2 separate regions of the Mus musculus genome follow, and region 2 is linked to region 1. Evidence: chromatin loops called from intact Hi-C (ENCODE). Cell type or tissue: left cerebral cortex. All regions are shown on one strand. Links, peaks and the distances in the headings refer to the core of each region. The heading gives the core; the rest is flanking DNA.

The links. Hi-C counts contacts between places; a loop is a spot of excess contacts. Peaks named below come from ENCODE experiments on the same cell type or tissue, not always from the same donor. Only the 100,000 strongest peaks of a DNase experiment are listed, where the experiment ranks them.
Region 2: it touches region 1 in a loop (1.9-fold over the local background); 1 of 42 quality-filtered maps calls a loop at or near these places.

The regions. Positions count from the first base shown.
Region 1 is chr8:67,700,414-67,708,758 of GRCm38, forward strand. The region is part of intron 15 of Psd3 (pleckstrin and Sec7 domain containing 3); the gene reads right to left. Among named protein-coding and RNA genes, the nearest start is that of Gm32888, 160 kb to the right of the region's middle. In left cerebral cortex, for the core only: no CTCF peak of the experiment used is centred there; DNase peaks (open chromatin) are centred at 4,665, 6,516, 6,701 and 7,049; H3K27ac peaks cover 3,579 bases.
Region 2 is chr8:67,534,105-67,542,449 of GRCm38, forward strand. The region is part of intron 2 of Nat3 (N-acetyltransferase 3); the gene reads left to right. Among named protein-coding and RNA genes, the nearest start is that of Nat3, 14 kb to the left of the region's middle. In left cerebral cortex, for the core only: no CTCF peak of the experiment used is centred there; DNase peaks (open chromatin) are centred at 3,190 and 7,581.

The DNA.
Region 1 (8,345 bases), core at 187-8,186:
CAACAGGGATTTAGATATTGACAGTAGATGCCTGATAAGTTATTAGTTCAAGAACTTCTGAGAATACATTATTATTTTAGGTATTCCACTATTCCTACGTCTTCCATGAATCACTAAGGTCTAACTTGTCATTCCAAGACTTATTCCTTCTCTGCTCATATCTACTTGATCTTGACTGTTGAGATACTGTCTGTGACAAACCCTAAGCAAGGGACCAAATATAAGCTGCCTGGCTAAGACTGAGTCCCTCTCTTCAGAGAGAGACGGATATTTCAAAGGGCCATAAAACACAGATCTATTTTATGAGCATCTCTTATGGAGCAGTAAGAGAAGAACAGACTTTATTACCCACTGTAAGCTTGACATGATAAATTGGACCACTCTGCCTGTACTCTGGCACTTCTGCATTTGGATAGTGATTTGATCTTATTCTGATTGGTGAGGACCCTTTAGGTTCAAAAACACAATTGCACACTAAAGAGATACAGCTTTTCTAAGGGTTATTTACATCTATCTGCATGGTGATTCTCACACCCCATTTTAATGTAATGTGTTATGGTCATATTTATGCCTTGATTTGGAAACTAAACTAAGATTGGGTAAGCCCCTGGGTCAGAGAATAGTGGCTTCTCTCCTTATTAATTAGAATCAATTAGCACTAGACAGGCAATAACAATATTGAAGGATTATACTTCACTGATATGTTTTATAATTGGATGATCCTAATGAAGTATGTAGGAAAGAGAAGGCAAATATCAAAAAATAGGCTTTTAAAATTAGCTTAATGCTGCTCCAAAAAGTCATCACTACATAGGAAACTAACAGTAGCTGATCAGGGGCCTTAAATCAGATGGGATGTTAACAATGAGTCCATGAAAAGCTCACTGGCAGTTACGAGAGACACCTACGGATGGCAATGCCGTTAACTAATGAATGTGAACCTTAGTCCAGTCTAGATTATTGCTCTGCCATTATCCTTCAGCCTCATTAGCTTGTGTCTTTCACTATAAAGAAAAAAAATTATGAGAAGGGGTGTGTCAATGAAATTTTGTTACCATTGGTGATGCTACTAAAAATCTGTCTTAGTCTACAAACTCTATAAGCACATTCTCAGATCAGATCTATATTTCAGAGCTGCAAGATCACCTTTCTTACTCAAAGCTGTCCCAATAGTGTAGACAGATTTCCAGCAGTCTAGACTACATGACCTAATTCACTGCCTGATAACAACCTCAGATGGGATTTCTACAAAGTACAAGAGGGGAAAGTACTTAGGTGCCCAAATGCATACGTGTTGTTTCTGGGAGATAGGCCAGCAAGTTTTCTCTGATAGTTTCTTGGAATTAGCTGTTTTCATGAAGCTTCTATCAACACCAAGTGCAAAGGACAATTCAAATACGAGTGGCCTTTTAAAAGCTAAGATAATTTCTTCAATCTGTAACCTCTTTAGCTTTTACTATTTTTATTATGCTTATCCTTAATTCCCTGTAAAAAAAATCTTTCTCCAGTTTGTAGGAAAACGCTATTTCCCTTTGTAGCAAGGTCTATGAGGGCTGACTCAAAAATACTGTGTAAGCCCATGTATGATGCTACTTGGATTAAATGTTAATTACTCTCTGAAAACAAACAAACAAACAAACAAACCAAAAAACAAACCTCAGCAACTGATACTTTGAAACTCATTTCATCAAACCCACATATAAGCGTAACTGCATCTGATGGTTTCCCTTCTCCCAAGCCCTGCTCAGAATCTCTCATCTCATTTAATATAACAGTGTCTCCTCCCTCTGTTCTCTAATATAGGAATGCAATTGACACACCCCCAATGAAAGCCATGTTGCTTTGTAACACTAATTGCTCATGTATATTCACAGCCCAATGCTCCTGAAACCACATCCTAACATCTTGTTTTATGATAGAGGTAGGGTAAAAGGTCATCTTTAGACAAAATAAGCAGTAACATACACACAAAGCAAAGTTTGCTTCTCGATTTCTATACAGGAAAGTAAAGAAATAAACGCCATATCAAAAGAAACAGAGCAAGGAGTTTGCAAAGTGCTTGTTTATTCAAGTACAGACTTGTTATCTCCAGTCTGCTTTCCTGAAGGTCATGGCAGAACTGATGTGCAATTTACTTTCTTCATGACCACTTAGCTTACTATTGCTAACTTCAGAAAGCAGCAGTGGGCAGATCAGACTCCTAACATGAAAGAACCTGAGGGTTTTCACCCCATTCTTCTTATATAGTAGGCACCTATCTGCACACTTAGGTAAGCCATTATCTAAATACAGTAAATACTATACATTTTCAGTGTGCATACCTTGCATTCTGGGAAAACTAAAAAACTAATAATGTCTGCACACTTTTTTTTTTTGATTCAGTATTGATTTTGGCTTTAATGTTCTCTAATGATCTTAGTGACATGTGGTTTCTAAAATAATTAGAAATGAAAACCTTTTTTATAATGATATAAGCAGAAGTCAAAAGCTTGCACTAACACACACAAAAGGTATTGTGCCTACAGTGTTTTGAGAGTATCACCTGTTATCATTCTATGGTCCCTTCCTTGCCCTCTGCAACCATAAAATAAAGCTTACTTAGAAAATAAAATACTAAACATTGTGTTCTAAGAGAAATCTCAAAAAATGACTGTCTAGCTTCAACCCCAAAACAGGATAACCAATGGTGTGTGGCTGTGCCTATTCTCAATGTTAGCACCCAGGCCTCCTTGTAACAGTTTTGACCATAAATGAGTATAAAATTAATCAATGGTGAGAAATTCACCTTGACTGATGACTGGATTACTGGAATTCAAGAATTTATTGTTCAGGAAAGTGAAACAAGTTGTATCTTGAACCATAGGTATACAAAACTAATCTACTTGCTCAAGATATAAACATTTGAACTAGAGAAATACTGCTTGCTATTTCTGTAAATTTTCCCTTTACCTCTCTAAGACAAAAACTTTACCTTTAAAAAAAAACCCAACATATAATACACTCATGTTAATAATCTTTTGGATTATATTTTGATTTTGCTTCTGATTCTATAAGAATTAACTGAAGTTATCCACTGTATCCTTAAAAATATGTTTTTTGCTATCAGTGTGTGTTTATGTATGTGTGTGTGTGTGTGTGTATGTATGTGTGTGTGTGTGTGTGCGTGTACATGTTCATGCAGTAGGCACACTGCACATGTACATAAGCCACAGTTTGACTTGACGTTCTCCCTCGGTCCTCTTATGAGACAGTCTCTAACGGAACCTGGATCTCACTTGTTTAACTAGCCTGGCTGACCAGTGAGCTCCAGTAATCTGCCTGTTTCTACTCCCCAGTAGGTGGAGGTTCATATGCTTACTTGTTCCTTGCTTTTACAAAGGTTCCAGGAATCTAAACTAATATGTGCATGCTTGCTTGGCAAGAACTTTGCCAACTAAGCCATCTCCTCACCCCCAGTTTCCAGAGTGCTTCACTACAGCTTGTCTGTCACAACTACACAGTACAAAATCCATCAGTGTAAGTCATGATGGGCAGATCAGTCTCTTTATGCTCTAGGCATTCCTTAAAGCATAACCTGAGCAAGCTTTGATGGGTACTCTGGTCCAAGCTACCCTATCCATTGCCCACTCACTACAATAGATTCCCATTTCATTATTCTTTGAAATTGAAGCATTCTATACCCTTTGAATACAGGTTGTCCTCTCAAAAACTTATGTTGAAATTACATTCCAATTATGATATATTAAAAGGTAGGGCCAAGTGGGACCTTTAGGAGGTGATAAAGAGCCTGTCCTCTCTAGTGGATTAATGGATTAATGCAGGTAAATGGGTTTATCTTATGATCAAATCTGTAATCAAAGTTAATTTGGCCAAGTTTTTTACACACATGATGCAAACTGTCTCGCAATACCCTATGCTTGGCTGATTGGAACCTGCTAGCAAAGTGGGTCCAGATACAGCCTTTAACCATGAACCACAGCCATGAGCCAAAATGAATCTCTTATTTACTTACTCAGACTGTGTCAAATTATCAGCAACAGAAACAAAGGAATGTAAGTACAGCACGCAGTATTTGTAATTGTGTGCTCTGCATGTGTATTCATTGATCATCATTGTTAACTTGACTGAATCTGGAGTCAAATAAGTCATACTTCTGTGTAAGTCTGTAAAAGGCATTTTCTGGAAGGATTGACAGGAACAGGGAAGGTGTCCCTGATATAAGGAGGTTAGAGGGAAACACTGTTCTTCTTTGACTGCTTGCCTTGGCCTCTTGCTGGTGAACCTATCTATTCTATAGCTGCTGTCTATCACTGCTGCTTCCATCAAAACTCAGTTCTTCAGCCTTCAAGTATAGACAATAGTCATAGTTTTTAAGAAGCCCTTCAGGTCTGCAGCACAGGGGACTTCTGAGGCATCCAGTCTTGTGGGCCGAGAAGCAACTAGATTCTCAGTCATTCTAGCTTGCAGGCTGTTGTCCCACGTGTCCAACAATGGCTCTCTACCAATGGGTGATCCAAGAATCCAGTAGTTGTTCGGTCCATGAGGCTGTATGTCTCAGCTTGTCTTCAGTTTATGCCAGAACCCTAAGAAGTAGGCTCCGGTACCAGTGAAGGAATGGACTCGCTAGGGAAAGTGTTAACAAGCAGGAAAGGAGCTAAAGCATCCTTTCCATGTTCTTTATGTAGGCTGCCAGCAGAAGGTGTGGCCCAGATTCAAGGTAGATCGTCCCCCCTCCAAAGATCTGGATTAAAGATATATCTTCCCACTTCAAATGATTTAATTAAGGGAAAAAAAAATCCTTCACATGGGTACCCAGCTGCTTGAGATTTAGTTCACTGCAGATGTAGTTAAGTTGACAACCAAGAATAGCCATCACACTTATATTCAGGAATTCATTTCTGGGATCTTTTCTGTTTTACTGAACCACTCCCCCACAACTGATTTTTAATAGATACATCAGTTTCACGTTAAGTTTTTGTTGTCTGTTTGTCTGTATTCATGTGCTAAGGATTAGAACCAAGACCTTATGTATAACTGGTAAGCACTCGATGACTGAGCTGTGCCCTAGCTATCAGAACTGCACAGTTTTGATTAGTACAGAGCTTTGCTTTTTGAGAAAGCGTCTTGCTACAGTGCCATAGGCTGGTCTTGACTCTGGCTCACACCACATCTTTCTCCAGATCCTCCAGAACTATAGGCAGATGACTCCCAGTCTCTGCTAATCATACCCCTCCCTTTTTTCACTCTCATCTCCTTTTCCTTTGGATGCCATGTTAAGCAAAAGGAAAGCGACAGTCATTAAAGAAGACGCTTTAGGAACATATGCACAGCTGATTAAGAAAAGACTTAGGGTTTGAGTCAGTTCAAGGAAATAACTGAATGCTTAGTCTGTCTTCTCAAGGCAAGGCACTAACTTCTCCTTAAATGAAGCTCAAAGAATGTGTTTCTAGGCCTTTCTTCCCTTTGCTGGCAACTGTAATCAGTGAGAGATTAAACTTCAAGACTTCTTAGTCTTTTTGCATTGTGTAATACAATATGGAATTACAAATAACAAAGATTCTTGATTCTATTATTACCTGAGATGAACATCTAGATATTGCTGATTTTTGGTCTCTATCTTTGTACATAATTTAAGATAGCTTTCAACTAAAAGGGAAAAAAAAGTTAAATTTCCAGGAATTCTATTAACTTGTGCTATTTTGGTTCCTCAAGTCCAAACACATGACACTATGTCTATGATGCTGTCTTCAAAGGAGGTAGCATTCAGTTCCAGGCTAGACCCAGTTACAGAGACAGACTGGGGTACCAATTATCTCTAAGTAGGTTAATGGGATTTCTCTTTATTAGTCACTAGGGAGCTAAAGGGAAATAACTCTTGTCTTTGTACTTTAAGAACAAGGAACTTAGTATCTAGATAATGTTTCAAAGGTGGGTTGCTTTGTGGCTCTTGGCAGGGGGCTGGAATGGGCCTTCCATTGCTCTTAGGAATGGGAAGCGTGTCAGTTGCAGAGCTCCTGTTCTGGAAATTACTGGTACAGTGTTGAGAAATGAAAAATGAGCAACATGAGGAAGTAATCAGAATTTTATCAAAAGGAAATATATCAAGCTAACTACCCACTAACAACTATGAAACAAAAATCAGACAGTGCAATGGAAGCTTAGCCAATTCTAATTAATACTGTGTGGCCTTCAGACACTTTCCCGTAATGACTGTAGGCAATGTATTCTTGTCCTTAAACATACCAGCTTGAGAAGAAATAAAGTCAATTTAATTGACAAGACAAATACAAACTCAGGAAAGAATGCATCTTTAAGAATGCCCCAGATTTTTTAGATTTAATATATTCTCTCTTAAAATATTGTTATGTCTTGTTAGAGTAGACATTTGTTGTTTCTAAAATTGACTTCTGCAGGCATGTGGCCTGTGTGGGTCCTCCTTGTGTTAAGTCATGAGCATATGCTACTCTGGGTCACAATTTTATGAGAAGGGACTCAGTTGAACTCCAGCCCACTAAGTCAAGGAAGCTTCTAAGGCCTGGTTTCAGTCATAAGAGAAGCTGACACTCTTATGATTAATACAAATGTGAGAACACATTAACCAGCAAGTGTCTTCCTTCTAAGCACAAAGGAACATGTTTCTATCAGTTTTGGGCCACTATAAATATCCAAGAGTAAGTAACTTCTAACAGAATTCTTTGACTCATTCTCTGGAGATTGAGAAGTCTAAGAGCATTGCCTTAGCACTTGGCTAGGGCCTTTGGTTGCTGTCATCTGATGGCAGAAGGAGGAGAAGGAGGAGGAGTAGGAGCAAGAGGGACAGGAGGGTGCAAAACACAACAAGCTAAGGACATGTTTAGTTTTCTAACAAAGCCCTTCTCAGAGACCTAACCTTGTCTAGGGCAATGACTGCAATCTACCTGTCAAGGCAGAGCTGTCATGACCTAATGAGTTCTTCTGGCTTATGTATGACACATGCATTTAGGGACTTTCAAATGACAACATTCCACTTTTACTTTCTAAAATTCAAGTTTTTCTCACAATGCAGAATACTGAATCTCTTTCCCAGTTTGCATGCTCCTTATGTGGGGTATGTTCTGACAAGCCTGGCATAAATTTAAAGTAAGCCAAATATATACTCAATACTCTAACCTAGCAAATACCACAGCTCAGCAATGTCTTCAGTCTAGAATCTCATGTAAGTAAGATATGGGTGGTACTCAAAGCATAAATTCATTTTAATTGAAGATGTATCTTCATCAGAGAGGTTGTGATAATCACCAGACTTCACAAAATAAAAGATACTTTATTCTCCTTCTAAGGTATTTATTCCTTTTCTAGGCATTCTCTTTCTAGGATATAGAAACACATGAAAAATGTTTTGTTGTGCTCCCATGTGAGTGCAAATTCAACAGGGAAAACAACATTAAATCTTAAAGCTGGAGAAATCTCAACTTCATGTCCTGTCTCCTGGCCTAGGGATGAAGGCCCCTGGCCAGTAATATTCAGCCTCAATCCTTTGCTGTGCTTAGTCTAGGCAGCAAAACCACATGGAGGTTGGAGTCTAATGCCTAAAGTTTTCCTACACTGGTATTTGCATACCAGTAGCTTTATAGTTGTGGAGTCTTGAGGACTTCCCCTCTGAAGCACCAACAAGTATTTCTCCTATGGCGACTCTGTAGAGGGCCTGATTTCACACCTATACTAGACATTATCTTTGTTGGGGCTCTGAAGTGGTTGCTTTTCTATGACAAATCTCCACTGAGTGTCCTCCAGATTCCTTTGAAATCTCAGTGGAGGAGATGATGGAAGCTCTTTCATTTCACATACCCATAGAGTTGGTACTGTAAGGAAATTACCAAAGCTTATGACTTACATTGTCCAAGTAGAGGATGAAGCCATAGTTGTGGCTGAGAGATGCTACACAGGAATTTGTGATCCCCCCCCCCGACATGCTAAGATCCTGTGGTACCCTCTTTAGAAGTTAGTAGTCAAGACTACTGGAGCTGTGATCTTCAGACATCTGACATAGCCTTGGTGTCTCTTTACCATTGTTCCAATGACCTCTTCTATGTAGGCTAGCCTCTCCAGCAACTAGCTGCTTGGCTATCCCTGTGGTTGTGTTCCTAAATAGGACTCTTCACACTTTATAGGATCATGCTGTAACATTTCCAAATCTTTTTTTCTCTGCTTTCATTTGATGATTAAATTCTGTCTTTAATTTTGGTCCTCTTTCATCTTACTATATGTGATTAAAGGTTGCCAAGCCACTTCCTCAATATTTTGCTTACTAACTTCTTCTATTATTAGAATTTATCAATTTTGAATCAGCCTTTTCGAATGGCCTA
Region 2 (8,345 bases), core at 35-8,034, 170 kb before region 1:
AGATAGCATCCCAACAGGCTGCCCTCTTCCAGAGTCCTAACCCTATGTCCCCAGCTGATGAACCGCTCCTTTCACTAACCTTTTGAATGGCCCAAAAATCATTGCTGATGATATTGGTCAGGTCTTCTCTGGTCTTTCTCAGTTTTCAGATTTCCAGTCTCTACTGCTGCATAAGATAAATATTCGCTCAGCTTCCACAATGTTCATCTGCTCTTTTTAACCTTCGCCTTATATGAAAGGAGCCAAGGCTCACTGTGGTCTGGTACTGTGGCCTCTTTCTTTCTTGGGTGTCCTTTGGATTTATTCATCTGCTGGCTAATGAAGAGGAATCCATCATCAGGAAAAGTCAGATTTGCTAAGTTTCTCGAGTGCTTTCATGCTTGAGGTTGCCCTTGTGTGCACGCCTCCCTCATTCAATGGGACACTAGCCGAATAGGGTTCCAGGGTGGCGCTTCCCTTCATCCTTCAGAGACAGGTTCCCTTACTTCACCTTTGGATCTTTCTGTAGAATAGTTGGTTGCCAGATGGATCTTTTCTTCGTACAAAGGAACTTTTTTTCTTTTGCCAGCTGCTTAAATAACTCTTTAATTTAGGATTTCTATAATTTGACTAGAATATATTCCAATGTCAAACACATAGAATCAGGCTTACCCAGAATCTTGTCTCTCTTGTTTATCAGATCTGATTTCTGCAGTCCCTCTCCTGCTCTCACACATGTTTCTCTCCCATTTGTGAATGTTGCCCTTTGGATGCTCCAGGAGGATGATCCCTTGTCCGTTCTGTGTTGATTTCCCTGTAGCTAGTCTGGGAGTAGTAGGCCATCCTTGTCAGCCTTTACTGTGAATACCAAGCTTGTCCTGTCTTTTCAGTTTGTTTTTAAGATTCTATTTTAATTAGAACATCCTCCCTTCCCTTTCCTCCATCAAAACCCTCCCATAATCTTCTCCCTGCCTCACTCTCATTCAAATTCATTCCCCCTTTTTTCATCAATTGTTACTGCATGCATCTATGTATTTCTATATACATGTACATATACATACACTTACATATATACACATATACACAAAGTATTGCCTGTTGAATCCATATAATGTATTCATACTGTTATATTTATGTTCTCAGGTTGACCATTTTTTCATTGGACAATCATTTAGTGTTTTCTTCCCTTGAAAGGGCCACCTCTCTACTCTCTGCTTTGCTCAGTTGCCTGTAGTACTTTGTGAAGGACTGACTGGTGCCTCCAAGGCTTTTCCCCAAGCTGTTTGGTCTTTCGATGGTGGCATCCTTGTTCAGCTCACATCTGGGAGGCCATGTTACTGATTCTTTACTGGTGTGGTTTCACCTGTTACTAGAAGACACAAGCTCATGGCAAAGTCCCTGATCCTCTGGCTCTTATAATCTTCCCTTCCCATCTTCTTCGATGTTCCCTGAGCCTTAGGTGTGGGTGTAAGCTTGTCATTCACAGGGACTGAGGGGAGATTGTGCTGTCTATAGAGATCTTAGTTGATCATTAACTTTGTACTTGCAGTGTTTATTCCTTACATCATTTTCTGATTTTTAAATCCCCTTAAACTGCACAAGTTCATCAAGATAATTTTAAGCTCTTTATAATGGAGGCCATATTACATGCTCTACTGCAAGGTTCCTGTAAAGATCTAATGATGTACCTTGCTTTCATTCTTGCATTCAACATCTTTTAAAACATATTATTTTTACCCTTTAAATCTCACCTTCTAATCCCAAACGTATAATGTGCTTTCCTTCTTTTAGGCATTTCCATATTTGTGTAGTTCTATTCTTCTACAACTGTTTTCTTTCTTGAATTTACTGTAACTGGTAAGGCATTCTCCCAGCGTTTATCTTGGACTCCCTAATCTTTTCAGAAGCTAGAAAAAGTTAATATAACAGATTCCTTGATCACATAGTTTTTCTTCCTTTCTAGTGACATACCCTACATTTATTATTCTGTTTCAATATCTCCAAATAAACTGACATTTAAACAGAGGAACAGGTAGATGAGAAAAATGGCTTTAGTGGTTCAGGGCACTTCTCTGCAGAGGACCGGAGTTCATTTCCAAGCACTCATTGGCAGCTCACAACCACTTATAACTCCAGCTCCAGAAAATCTGATGCCCTCTTCTGGACTGCAGGTGCACACACATATGAGGTTGGTCTTGTTTAATTATTATTATTATTACTCAGAAAGACCAGGTATACATGGTTAATTTTCTTTGTTGACAGGACTGGATTTAGAATCACCTAGGAAATATTTCTGCATCTATAAGGGTATCTCAGAAGGCTTTAATAGGAGAAAAGGAATCAGTTTGAATATGGCAGCACCCCCCATGGGCTTGGGTCCAGATCTGAATACAAAGGACAAAGAGAACTGGGCCCCAACCTTTTTTCGGTTTCTGTCTCCAAACTGCAGATGCAATGTGAGCAGCTGCCTCAGGCTCCTGCTGCCTTGTGTCCCTTTCCATGAGGGACTAGATCCCTTCAAAATGGGAGGGAACATAAACTCTTCAGTTTATTCTTTTGGGAAATTGGTCCTATAACAAGAAAAGTAACTAATAGAAGGCTCAACCACTACTTAGTGAGCACTGATGTGTCTGGGACATATCTTAATAATAATAGAGGCAATAAAATGTGCTTCATTACTCCCCCATATAACCAGGGCTTTAACCATCTGGTTGATTTATTTTTCTGGATTTACTCTTAGTAGCTCCCCAGACCTCTAAGCATAGAGCTCATGGTGTTCTATCCTCCAGTACCATTATCTTTTCTCTGTATTTCCCTGTGCAACACAGGTGGCCAGCTTACGGCTTTGCCATCTTCCCAACACTGAGGTACCCTTCATAATTTATGAACCACAAAAATATCTTTTAAAATAAATAAGTAAACGTAGTGTTATCATCTAAAACTATCTTTCCTATCATTTCTAGGATATTTATGGAAGATCTTATGTTTTTTTTAATTAAAACTAAAAGTCAACCTATATTCCGTTAAGACAGGCAAGGAGAGACTCAGTGGGCTTTATAGTTATTTACACTGAGGGCTCTGCCATGCTGACACTGAGCTGAAAAGAAACTGCCAATAACTCAACAGAGATGCGGCAAATCAATGTAGAGCTGAGAGTTTTCACTTAGTCCCCTCACTGACAATATTCCCAGGGCTTCCTGCTTTTTGTTTTATTTTAAGTCCAGGCTTTATGAGTGCAGAATTAAAATATGCTAGTTCCAAAATACCAAATAGCATTTGGTCACAATGTGTTGCTAGTTACAAGGCCCCCAGCTGGCTTTATTCTAATGAGCATGGAGTTGTGACCTCCAATGGTGACTGTGGCAGTCTCTGAATAACCTTTGAGACCAGTCTTCCTTTTACTTAAAAGACAACATGGGACAAGCGCACCAATCTTTGTAAAGAGTCATCCCTGAAAACATACAAAAGTAGCATTATATGTGTTGTGTTTTTTAAAAAGATAAAGGGAGAGAGAATGTTTGGTGAATGTGCAGTCAGGTGTGGGGAAGGGGGTGCCTCTGCAGGCCCATGCTGAGGCATCCCTTCCCCCCCCACCCCCACCAGGGACTGGTACAGTATAGAATAGAGTTTATTCAGGGCATAGAGAAGGGATTTGAGAAGGTAGTAGAGACAGAGAAAGGCAGAGAGAGAGAAAGGGAGGGCAGAGGAGTAGAGGCTGACCATGAGCACATGGAGAGAGGGGGGATTGGGAGAGAGGGGGAGCAGGATAAGAGGACAGAGGGAGAGCAAGAAGGCAAAAGAGAGAGGAGTGGGAGAGCAACCTCTTCTATAGTGAGTCAGGCACATCTGGCTGTTGCCAAGTAACTGTGGGGTGGAGTCTAGACAAAATGCTAACAATATGGAATTAATCAGCTATGTTTGGGAATATAAATATGTATAATATACAAATACATATGTGCATGCAATAAGAGATTATTATTCAGACTCCCGCTTATTCTCTGCAGGGCACACTTTCTCATTATTTTCAATATGGTCAGGTTGCGAGCTTTGAAATCTTCATGCTTTGGCTTCATTTCATGAAACAATTCCTTTCTGAGTTTCCTTTGACCTCTCAAGTTGTGCTAAAAAAGGAAAACAAGGGTCTCCAATGACTATTCCGGTGTATCACACCCCTCCCCCCATCTCCCTTCTAGGAATTACTACAGTAGAACTCAAGCAAGTCACATCCCACTTTATGCAAGGATTAGTTTCCCTCACTTGCCCCAGGCTTTCATAGAAGCAGTGTGTTGTCTACATTTCTGCTAACAGTCCACATGACAGTAGGCTCTTTTTCACATATGCACCTCAAACTCTTGTAAACTCTACCTATTATCCACTTCCAAAACCATATCTGTCTTACTAAGTTTTGGTCTGACTATAGACACAAATTTAGGACAAATAGAAATCATTCTATAATACAGAATAGAGCTGAATTGTGAGCGTTCCTGTTATGTGACCTTGGGCAATGCATACACTAATTTTTAGAGTCTCAATATTATTTTAACTTTTTTACATATATTAACTACTTTTCTCTCTCTCTCAGACACAAAAAGATACCATAGAAACATAAGGAAAGAATAGGAGCCCTCCTTACAGTGTTACAAAATATTTCAGACTAGGAAATAGGAATACTGTCAATGGAAGTGCCTTGCTAAAGTCACATAATGAAGAGGATTGTAATTGAGTAACCCTGACCTAGACTCAGCATGCCAACTATTCTTTCCCTTTGTGATGTTCATGAAGTGTTCCTCTCATACTGTGTAGGAAGACCACACAAATAAGCCAGAAATCCTCACCAGTCCACCACAGGAAGTTTAGGTTATACATAGCATGCCCAGAATATCCACACATACACACAAAACAGCATCATCAACAAATATGCCACAGGACACATATCCCCAAATTAAGCTATATCTCTAGAATCAGTAATGTCCTGACGCCCCCTCCCCCATCTTCCTTCTAGGAATTACTACAGTAGAACTCAAGGAAGTCACATCCCACTGACACCGAATACACTCTTGGAAAAATGAATGGTATCCTTTCGTCCTTTACCTTACTGCCCCAGTTAGGGGCTTTTGTCATATTCCTTCAGCATCTATGCTTCAGTTCTCCATGACATTAGCCAATGTCATCTCCCCTGTACCTTTCTTCAGAGTCTGTAGCAGCTAACAGTAGTGATCTTTTAGGCTACTGCTCTCAAATGAGGTCAATTTACTCTCCATGAGAATATTCTCAATACATTCAGAGATTTTCATTTATTACAGTCATGGGGAGTATGACTGATACCCAGAGTGTCAATATCAGGGATGATGTAAAATACCCCATAATGCTTCAGGAGCACAATATGTCCTCCCACCATGAATTGCCCAGGCTAAAATGTTGATATCACTAAGGTTTGAGCCTGCTTGAGAGGAAGACTGTATTCAGCACATAGTGGGATGTCAGCAGCCCAATCATGAGGAACAAGGTTGCGGAAGTACTCTGCACTATACATATTTCTACTTCTCTCCACTGCTTGGCAGATGAACATGACCATGTACAAAACTGTGCTTGACTAAGTAATGAGACAAGACTTCTGTCTGGATAAATATCTTGATTTGTTTTTCTTCTCAGTACGTAATTTTTTGGTGATGATCCATCTGAATTTTTACAGATTCCAAATTCCCAGCCTTAAGTTTCCATTTGCATTGGAAAGATTTTATTTCTAAAAATGTCACTGAACTCTAAAATTACCAAGGTTAATATCATCTTGTGAAAGTGGAAGGTAACTTTGAATGCTTATTTGGTATAAAATTAAGCGTGCAGGCTTAGTAATGTTATTATTTTTAATACTATCATGAGCCAACAAGAATAAAGAATTTCGTTCATCTTAATGTCAGCAGTAACACTAAAGATGGTTGATTTAGTTTTACATTGACCAGTAAAGCATTCATTAGAACTCCTGATGACCCTGTATAGAAATCCCCTTCCTTCCCTCTGCCTTACCTGTACTCTCTTGCACGCTGTCCACAGTGGCTTTGAGGCAGGTTTGTTTCAAAATCAATGCCCCAAGTTCTGACTTCTAGTTATATTGTGTGTTGCTTTATCAATCAGATATCTATACCTTGAATATCTGGCCAGATCTTGTTCGAATCTCAGCACTTCATTAATCTGCCCAAAGCCAGCTCCTCCTAGTGAACCTTCCTGGTGGTGGTGGTACTATGATCACCCACACCAAAAATATTCTGGGCTTCTTCAAACTCTACTTTTTGTGTTTAACCTCTTTACCAAATCCAAATCTACATCCTTACAATACAACACACTGTTTATGGCCTAGCTTTCTTTCTTTAAAAATTACATTGTACCAGCCATGCTAAACCCATACCCCTAGTTTGTGAAAATGTAAATCCATTTTAAAGAGGAAAGCTAAAGGAGATGCCACTGTAGATTCCCAACTACTGGAAAGTAGCTGCCCATGGAAGTATTTCTCTTACGGTCAAGTCACAGAAGCTAATACAAGTGTGGTCCAAGGGGCCAGGCTCTATGGAACATTGCCAGGAGAGCTTAGTCCACATAGTGCACGAGTTTTACAGATATGTGTGATGCAAGATTGAGGGTGTCATTTGTTTCTATGGAGTTTCTCTGTGTGTGTGTGTGTGTGTGTGTGTGTGTGTGGGTGTGTGTGTGTGTGTGTGTGTGTGTGCGCGCGTGCGCATACACTTACACGTGTTTGTATACATCTATTTGCAGTTATTGTCATTTTCTTTGCCGCTTTTTCTTGTTTGGCTATTTTGTACTACTCTGATTTGTTTGGTTTTTGCATTATCATGTTGTAGTTAATTTTGTTGTCATCCTTTAGATGCCGACAGAAAGGGTGTGAAGCAGGATAGGTGGGGTTGTGGGGAAAAAATGAGATGAGCAGTGGAAGGCAAAACCATAATTAGAAAATAGTATATAAAAATATATTTTTAATAAAAGAAAATAAATATTTGAGAGAGCCACCAAGGCCAGGCAATAGATAACAGGATTAGATTCTCTACAAGGAGAGTCTAAGAAGATATTGCATGAAGCTGAGAAAGTGAGACAAAGTTGCAATGAAGAGCTCAGGGTGCTGGAGATACCAGGACTGGAGAATTTCTGTTGAGGAAAACTGCAAGCATGGACTGAAACCAGTCCTAAAAGAACTGTGTGTACTGCGGGCCACAGAGCTGGAGGAGTGGAGCTACTCAAGCCCTTGGGCCGCCAGATAATTCGACATGAGGTCCAGATGCCAGACATGGAGCTGAAGGATTTGATGCTTTCCTTGTTGGATTTTGGCCTATATTGGTCTTACCATTCTTTATTATGTCCAAATTCCTCTCTTTTGGAGTGGTTTTGGATGCTTACTCTGTATAATTATATGTTAGAACTCTGTAGGGTTTTTAAACATACCTTTGTCATAATTAAGAGAATGTTTTGAATCTCCAAGTAGACTTAGATTTTGGAGTTTGAAGTGTTGGGACTGTTGACATTTATGGGTTCTTACAGAGATAGACTGAATGTATTTTGAGGAGAAGTGAAAGCTGAGGAGGCAGAGGTGGAATGTTCCAGTTTGAAGTGATGTGTGACATACCAAACTGATGAGAGGTGGAGTTGTTTATCTTGGTTGTCAAGTTGATAGGATTTAGGATCAATATGGAAACAAATCTCTGGGTACATCTGAAAGGGGTTTTTCTAGATTACACTTCAGGATGGAAAGATCTACCTTAAATGTGGATGGCACCATTCCATGGATTAGCTCCTGGAGTACATAAGGAGGACAAAGCTAGCTGAATACATGCATTCATCACTCTGTTTCCTGACAGTGGATGCAACTAGTGGCCTCACACTTGAACTGTAAGTCGAAACAAACCCTTTCTTCAATTGTTTTGGGCATATAGTTATGATGAAAGTAAATGTTAGTGCTATAAAGATTATAGGCAAGAGGAAAAGGTGGTAATAGAAGGGTATGAGGAATCTGTTAAAATATATTCATATAAAAATTAATAGAATACTATGCAAAACTAATAATAATAAAATCCTAAATTCTGACAGCTCTAAACTTTGTATAAGAGCTACACAGTTTGTTTATTCTAATGCTCATATGCTATGAGCGTGTAACATATTTTGCATATTCTATTGTCACTAGTGCCTACTTCACTATAATTTATAAACTAAAATTATGAAAACTAAAGATGGAAAATAGTAATTTAATGCTTCTATATAGGTTCTTGTTCATCTTCCAGTTTTACTGTTAACTTCCCAGCACACTTTGCCGCAGGGAAAAACAAAGATTCTCCATGTACATCTCAGTTCAAACGTTGTAGCAA